2 separate regions of the Homo sapiens genome follow, and region 1 is linked to region 2. A link is a loop called in an ENCODE intact Hi-C map of the cell type or tissue named here. Cell type or tissue: heart right ventricle. All regions are shown on one strand. Region 1 overlaps AUTS2 (activator of transcription and developmental regulator AUTS2). Region 2 has its middle 400 kb from the start of CT66.

The links. A loop is a pair of places that touch in the nucleus more often than their neighbours do. Peaks named below come from ENCODE experiments on the same cell type or tissue, not always from the same donor. Only the 100,000 strongest peaks of a DNase experiment are listed, where the experiment ranks them.
Region 1: a loop joins it to region 2, with 21 times the contacts of the local background. A loop is called at or near these places in 1 of 110 quality-filtered maps.

Annotation. Positions count from the first base shown.
Region 1 is chr7:69,812,841-69,816,840 of GRCh38, forward strand. The region is part of intron 1 of AUTS2 (activator of transcription and developmental regulator AUTS2); the gene reads left to right. Among named protein-coding and RNA genes, the nearest start is that of AUTS2, 220 kb to the left of the region's middle. In heart right ventricle, no CTCF peak of the experiment used is centred here; no DNase peak of the experiment used is centred here; H3K27ac peaks cover 489 bases.
Region 2 is chr7:69,191,297-69,195,296 of GRCh38, forward strand. No RefSeq gene overlaps it. Among named protein-coding and RNA genes, the nearest start is that of CT66, 400 kb to the right of the region's middle. In heart right ventricle, no CTCF peak of the experiment used is centred here; no DNase peak of the experiment used is centred here.

The sequences.
Region 1 (4,000 bases), 620 kb after region 2:
CTGGTCTGAGTTGCCATCATGTTTCACCTGGACTGCCTCAGTAGCCTCCCACCTGACCTCTTTGCTCCTACTTTGCCTCCCTGCAGAGTGTTCTTCACTCAGCAACCAGAGTGGCCCTTTTAAAATGTACTTTAGATCATATCACTCCTCAGTTCAAAATCCTCCAGAGTGCCTCCCATTTCACTAAGAATGCAATTCAAAGACCTTACTTACCATGGCCTACAAGACACTGCACGGTCTAGTGCCTGCTATCTCTCACCCCATCTCCTACTATCCCCTTAGATTAATCCTCTCTGACCCTTCAGCTTGCTTGCTGTTCTTGAACCTGGTCAAGCATTTCCCAACTCAGAGTCTTTGCATTATTGTTCTCTTAGCCTGGAACATTTGGTCCCAGATATAAACACATGGTTCATACTCTCACTTCCTTCAGGCCCCTGAGTGTCACCTTGTTGGGGAGGTCCTGTCCACCTGTATTTCTATTGCTGGAGCAAGCACTTAGGAAGTCTTTGTTGGAATTGTGAATAAGCATTGCCCAGAGATTCTAGCACATTTGGAAAAAGAGAGTGTGGTTTAGAAGGACAGTGGCTCTGGAGTTGGAGCAGTTGGGCACTGCTGGGTTTGCCTGCCCCCCATTGGATAGATGGCTGATGTTGGGAAAATTATTTAACCTTTCTAAGCCTAGGTTTCTCTACTAGTTAAATGAGATTATGTCTATCTCTCAGAATCGTTGTGAAGAGTAAGTCAGATAATGACTGCAAAGTGCTTGGCAATGAGTCTTGTACACATACTGGGAGGCTTCCTAAATACCACTTCTCACAAATCCTACTTCCTGCTTGTGAAATCATGTTATATGGAAGAAGGGGAGTGTCTGAAAATGGTTTGAATCTTGTGTGTAATTCTCAAGTACCAGCAAGTAGTTGTGATTATATTTAAAGCACCTAGCCCTGTGCTTGGCATATGGCAGGCCTTAATAAATACCCAAGTCTTCCTGCTTTTAATCATCAGACTTAGACTCTGGGTGTGAACTAAGGTAGCTCTGTGGGCACACAGGGATTTTGGTAAACAGAAAAAGAAGTCAGCAGCTGAGGTAGGGGTGGTTCACAGTCTTGCTTGTGGTTCAACAGGGACTGCATTTATGAAAATGGCAAGTGAGCCCAGGGCAATTGGAACTTTGGGCCTTGCCAGCAAGTGTGGTATTTCAGTTTACATCCTCAGAGTAAGTACAATTTCACCATTATTCCATTGAGGCTCTCCTTGCCAAGAAAAACCCATTGTAAATTTCTGGTTTAAAGGTTCTGCAGTTTTAGGGAGTTGTACTTTTTGTTGCTTTAACATTTTCTTGGCACCACACATTTTAAGCTGCACTGGCTTACCTTGTAAATAGTATACACATTTTGTGAAAAGCTGAACCACGTCATTTGTTTTCCTATGTTCCTTATGGGAAATGGTGATGCTTCTGCCCCACTAGTTCCCCTGGGTTTCTGATCAGGCAGTTTGGAGTGAGAAAATGAGACTGAGACAAAATATAGATTGTCAGCAAGAGATTGGAGCTGTATTCACAAAAGCACTTTGTGGACATGGTAGAGCCAGGCAGGAGAGAAAAGTCTGTGGCCGGCAGGGTGTCTGTGTGACGTGGACCCATTGTGTGTATGGGCTCCTCCCGCTGTACCAGTGGCCAGCTCCCAGCCAGGCCACCCGGGCGAGGGCCTCTGAAGCAGAGAGCCCTGCACAGTCTGGAGCCGCTCTAACCCAGTGTACTGAATAGGACTCCAAAGAATAGGAGCTGTGTTCCCTTTGTCACCTGCAACCCTGCTTTCAGCCTGCACAGTGAATGTGCACTTGGGGGCTGAATTGGCACTTGGAAAAATCTGCAGGAACTTTGTGTGTGCACAGCGTGTGCCCAGCGGTATGGGCGAATGGAGCGTGCACGCTGGAGATGTCTGGGGGCTGGGTGCTTGCAGAGGAGGGCTGACCTCTTTATGCTGCAGGGTTTGCCAAGAATGCTCCGCCCTTGACAGTGTTGTGGCCAACAGAAAAGCATTCGTGGCATCTTAATGAAAGGCAGCAGTTCCTTTTTTCAAGAATGATAGGCATTCTTTTCTTGAGCGAGGTCCCCATTTAGGGATGGAGAGAGAAGCCAATTATTTTTCAGTTAAAATTTATTTTTTAAAATAGTGATGCCTCAGTTGTAAATTACCCTGGCTTTGCCATGAAGACATTTACAGCTAGCCTTCTGACTTGGTTTTAAGTTGCTGCCTTGTAGAATAATAAAATAGTAGCCCAAACTGTGATAAGGCATCAAAGACTTTCATATCCTATCTGTGTAGCTGATGTGCGTTGCTCCATAGCTAGAAAATGGATATATTTTCTGAAAGGGAATGGGTGTATTTCCCTTTACCTTGCAGCTTGCACATAATCGAACACTTCTTTTATTGAAATTGGGGGTTTTCTCCCTTGGACTTAATAAGGAGATATAGATATCTATATATCTATATATCTATATCTCCTTAAGAGGGAGTTTCATAAGTTCAAAAGTTGTCAGGTTGAAAGGATTGAGGTATTGGAAACAACAATCTTAAAGTTACCTTTGGAATGATAGATCTTTGAAAAAAACAGGTAGTTTATAGTACATTGGAGGAAATGCTCTGTTGTTTTGCATCTTCTCCAGGCCTCTTTATGACTACTTTTTTTTTGAGATGGAGTCTCACTCTGTCGCCAGACTGGAGTGCAGTGGCATGATCTCAGCTCACTGCAACCTCCGCCTCCCAGGTTCAAGTGATTCTCCTGCCTCAGCCTCCCAAGTAGCTGAGACTACAGGCACATGCCACCATGCCCAGCTAATTTTTGTATTTTTAGTAGAGACAGGGTTTCACCATGTTGGCCAGGCTGGTCTCGAACCCTTGACCTCGTGATCCACCTGCCTTGGCCTCCCAAAGTGCTGGGATTACAGGTGTGACTACTTTTTTAAATGCTTCAATGAAACTTAACATGATGACCTACACATTTCAGCTGCGCATATGTTCTACCTGTTAATGGTGAGATACAACAGAGCCATCTTTGACTACTTCACGCTGTTTACTCTAAGAGGCCTGTATCATTAGATGACTTCCTGTTGGAAGCAGTAATTTGTGTTTGGACTTGGGTGACTGTCAGTATGAATCTAGCCAAGAAAGGTCATGTCACCTGCTACACAGTTTGCTAGAGGGAATACAGGCCAAGCCTTTTGCCTCTGAAATCAAAGTACTGTAGAAGGTGTAATAGAAATGATGCCTAGGTTTGTGTATTCAGGGCCTGAGTTTCTGATTAAAGCTGTTAACAATGGGGGCAAGCTTTCCCCGTGGGAGACAGGCTTCTTGGATCTAAACCTTTCTGACATCTCAAAGCTTTATTTCCTGATGATTTCTAAAAGGGAAGGAGCCAGCCCCTTGAAATTAAAATATCGACTTACATTCCGTTCTCCCCAGACGGAAGAATATTAGCAGATTGAATCAGTTGGGGTTAGTACTTTCTTTTATGTGTTAAACTCAGTTATTCTGGCTAAGATCAGATTTTTGTCTAGGACGGAGCTGAAACACATGCGGAATCTTGTTGGTTGAGGGCTGGAAACGAAGGTTGGCTTCACACAGGTTGCTTCTCCAAACCGTAGGTAAGCTCTTCGGCCCCGTGCACAGCATTCACAGCTGCTGTCTGCTGCGCTTTCTTGCTCCATCCTGTCTAGTCTCAGAAGTTTCATGGTACTAATATCTTGGATCCTTACAAAGGACTGACTTTTGACCCAGTTGACTGATAACTATAGAGTACTTTACAGTTTACCAAGAGCTTTCCTTCATGTTTGCTCTTTACATCAAAATTACAAGATGGGTTTTATTATCCACATTCTTTTTGTAGATATGAGGGCCAGAGAGGTTATGAGTTAGCCAAAGTCTATCCAGTAATTGACAGAGCCAAGATTCTAGGCTGGGACATCTGATTCCAAATCTACTGCTCTTCATGCTCCTTT
Region 2 (4,000 bases):
GCATCTCAAATCTCTTCCACTTAGCCTTCCATTCTCTGTCTCTCTTCTCTCTCTCTGTCACTCACTTCTCATCATTCATTAACTCATCTCAAGTTTTCCTAGTAAAGCCTCCAAGAAAGAAAGCAAAAGCAGAAGCTACCAACCCTCTTTAGATCACGCCCAGGATTGCTTGAGGATAACTTGAGCCCAGGAGCTCAAGACCAGCCTGGGCAATATAGCAAGACTCCAGTGCTATGAAAAATAGTTAAAAAAAAAATTAGCCAGGCATAGTGGTGTACGCCTGTAGTCCCAGCTACTTGGGAGGCTGAGGTGGGAGGATCACTTGAACCCAACAGTTGGACAACCTACACAGCATCATTTCCACTGCATTCTATCAGTCACAGCAAGTTGCAAGTCAGCCAAGATTGAAGGGGAGGAGACTGCCCACTCCTGGCTGGGTGGAGCCACATGGGTACACAGAGAAGGCAGGAACTGTTGGGTTTTTTTGCATCTTTGGATGCAATCTACCATAAAGAGCACATGGTCACTATTTGCTGAGTGAATGCAGGAGAGTTCACAAAGGCATAAAAGTAGAAAGAAAACTGAGCAAGAGAAAGGCAATGCCCTGAAGGATACTTCCTAGCTTATCACATGGAAGGCAAGGTCTGTGCGAGTTGTCTGCAGTAGGAAGGGCCCAGTGAAGCCACAGAAGAGAACAGGTTCCCACTGAGTATGGAAAGAACATGAAACAAATAAGAAATACGGTCAATGAAACTATCTGGGGAGGGAGGAGCTGCAGGGGTGAGGTGGAGGGGAAATTAGACTGGATCTATACAGCAAGAAACTCCAACTCTCTCTGAAAAAGTGCAAAAACCACATTTCAGGTGTACCAGCTTTTTTTAGAAGTTGTCTAGAAGGTTTTCCAGCTTTCACCCAAACGCACCTCCCACACACACACAAAAATAGACTTCATAAGTTAATGGCAGACAAGAGCTAGCAAGGATTGATGGGGAGGCAAAGCAATGAACTGTTATGAGTATCTGCAGCATCTGACTGAGTGTATTGAATGGCCTTCTACGGTACTAGTCATGTGTCAGACCAGACACCTGATCTCAGTGGATATGCCTCCTCAGGCTGTGAGTTCTGTTATGACAGCATCTGACCCAGGCTGGTTAGTTTATATGCTTGGAAGTACTTGTTACAATCCAAGGCAGAAATACGATAGTCTTCAACAACAAACAACAGAGCATTATCTTCCAATGGTACATGTAGGTTGCAATGAACAAAGCCAGCAACTCAGTAAGTGAAATGACTAGAAGAAAATAGTTCCTATTTATTATTTCATTGAATCCTCTGAAGAAGTTGAAATTTACCCATTTCATAGAAGAGAAAACTGACCCTTCATGGTGGCTCACGCCTGTAATCTCAGTGCTTTGGGAAGCCAAGATGGGAGGACTGCTTGAGGCCAGGAGTTCAAGACCAGCCTGGGCAACATAGTGAGACCCCAGATCCACAAAAAAATTAGAAATAAGCCAGCTACTTGGGAGGCTGAGGCAGGAGGATGGCTTGGGCCCAGGAGTTGAAGGCTGCAGTGAGCTATGATTGCACCACTGCACTCCAACCTGGGTGTCAGAGTGAGACCCTGTCTCTAAAAAGCAGAATAGGAAACTGAGGCTTCAAGATAAAGAATTCCCCCACATTCATGCAGCTAACATGTGGAGAAGGTAGGATTTATACCCAGCTTTGCTATAGCCTGTAACATGTCATGCTGCTTCCTGGTAGGATACAGAAATTTCTATATAAAGAAAAAATCAATTAAAAAAAAGAAAGAAATTTCATTTATCTGGAAAAATTTGTCTGAAAATATGGCCGGGCACAGTGGCTCACGCCTGTAATCCTAGCACTTTGGGAGCTGACTTTGCCCTGTCACTCTATCCTGCTGTGTTTACATCATCCTAATGGCTCAGAATTTAGGTGGCAGTTACTTGTGCAACACTGGTGGGAATGTAAAATGGCACAGCCACTACAGAAACCAGCATGGCAGTTCCTCAAAAAATTAGAAAAAAATTACCATGTGATCCATCAATTCCACTTCTGGGTATATACCCAAAAGAATTGAAAGCAATGTCTGAAAGAGATATTCGTACCCCCATGTTCACACCAGCATTATTCGCAGCAGCCAAAGCATGGAAGCAACTCAAGTGGATCCAACCAATGGATGAATGGATAAACAGAGGGTTGTTGGAATGCAGTATAGACATTTATGTGTATACTCTGATTATAAGTATATAAAATAACTGCATAGAGACCAACTGGAAGAGAATTTAAAACCGAAAATTGTTACCATAGAAGGGTGGTAGAATTATCAGTGACTTTTTTTCTTTTTGAAAATATTTTATTTAAATCATAGATTAAACATTATTATCAGAATGATTTAAGATCCAGGAAGCATCTCGAAATGTATTATTACTTTCCATCATAAACCCAGTTTTCAGAGATTTATAACTCAGACCTTTCTATATGTATGAGTCATAAACAGAGAGAGAAGAAGAGAGAGAAAGAGAGAGGAAGGGTGGGAAAGAGAGAATGGTCAAGCAAATGTATGCCTTAAAAGATTGATTGGTTGATTGATTAATATTTCAAATACCCTGCCCTAGACTGAGTTAGGAAATGCATAGAAGCACAAAAATGTAATAACAGGGAAAATAGTTTGAGGGTTCTGCAAGAAGTTTAAACACACAATTACCATAAAACCCAGTGATTTCACTCCTAAGCATATTCCCAGAAGCATTTTAAACACGTAGCCAAGCAAAAACTTGTACACGTGTGTTCATAGCAGCACCATTACCAAAAGGTGGAAACAACCCAAATGTCAATTAACCGATGAATGGATAAACCAAACATGGTATAACCATACAATGGAATATTATTCAGCCATAAAAAGGAATGAAGTTCTGATACGTGGAACAACATGAATGAACCTTGAAAACACCATGCTAAGTGCATGAAGCTAGACACAAAAGGCCACGTATTGTACGATTCCACTTAAAGGAAATATCAAAAATAGGCAAATCAATAGATAGATGAAAAGTAAATTAATGGTTACCAGGCACCAGAAGAAGAAATAAAGGGGGCGTGACCGCTTAATAGATAGGCAGGAGGTCTCCCTTAGAGGGGATGAAAATGTTTGGTGATAGACAGTGATAGTGATAGTGATAGACAGTTTTGTAACAGATAGTGACAGGGATAGTGACAGTTTGGTGATGGTGGTGATAGACAGCGGTGATAGTTGCACAACGTTATGAATGTACTAAATGTCACTGCATCTACACTTTTAAATGGCTAAAATGGTGAAATTTATATGATGTATACTTTACTACTTTTTTTTTTAAGTGCAACACTAGGTTCATGACCTCAAGTTCATGGCCTCATAGCCAGGAAGTAGGCACCCATGCTGAAAGACAAGAGTAGTGGCCATGTTCATGTCCACAATGCCCAGCATAATTCTTGGAATATTATAGGGACTGGAAAGATGGGACAAAGGGAAGAACTATGGGAGGGGAGGGAGAGGGGAATGGGATAGGGGAGCCTGGCATACCTGAATTGAATTAAGTACCTTATACAAAATGTACCCTAGAGCCACATATTCCTTCTGAATAGTTTCAAGATTGTGTTCACATCTCCTGCTTAAAAAGAATGCCCTCGTTAAAGTCATAATGAGCTGCAGCCATACTCCACTCCTGAAAGTGCTGGTCACTTGATTTGAATAGATAAATTGCTTTTCCCCAGAAGCACGCAGGACAACATATAAAATGTAATTGTCAATACTAGTCCATGAGGAGTTTAAGGGACACATCCTGGAGGGGCATGTAAGCTTTTTAGACAGTCTCTAATAAAGTAGAAAGAGTGCAGGTGTAGGCCAGGCATGGTGGTTCACACCTGTAATCCCAACATTTTGGGAGGCCGTGGTGGGCAGATCATGAGGTCAGGAGATTGAGACCATCCTGGCCAACAGGGTGAA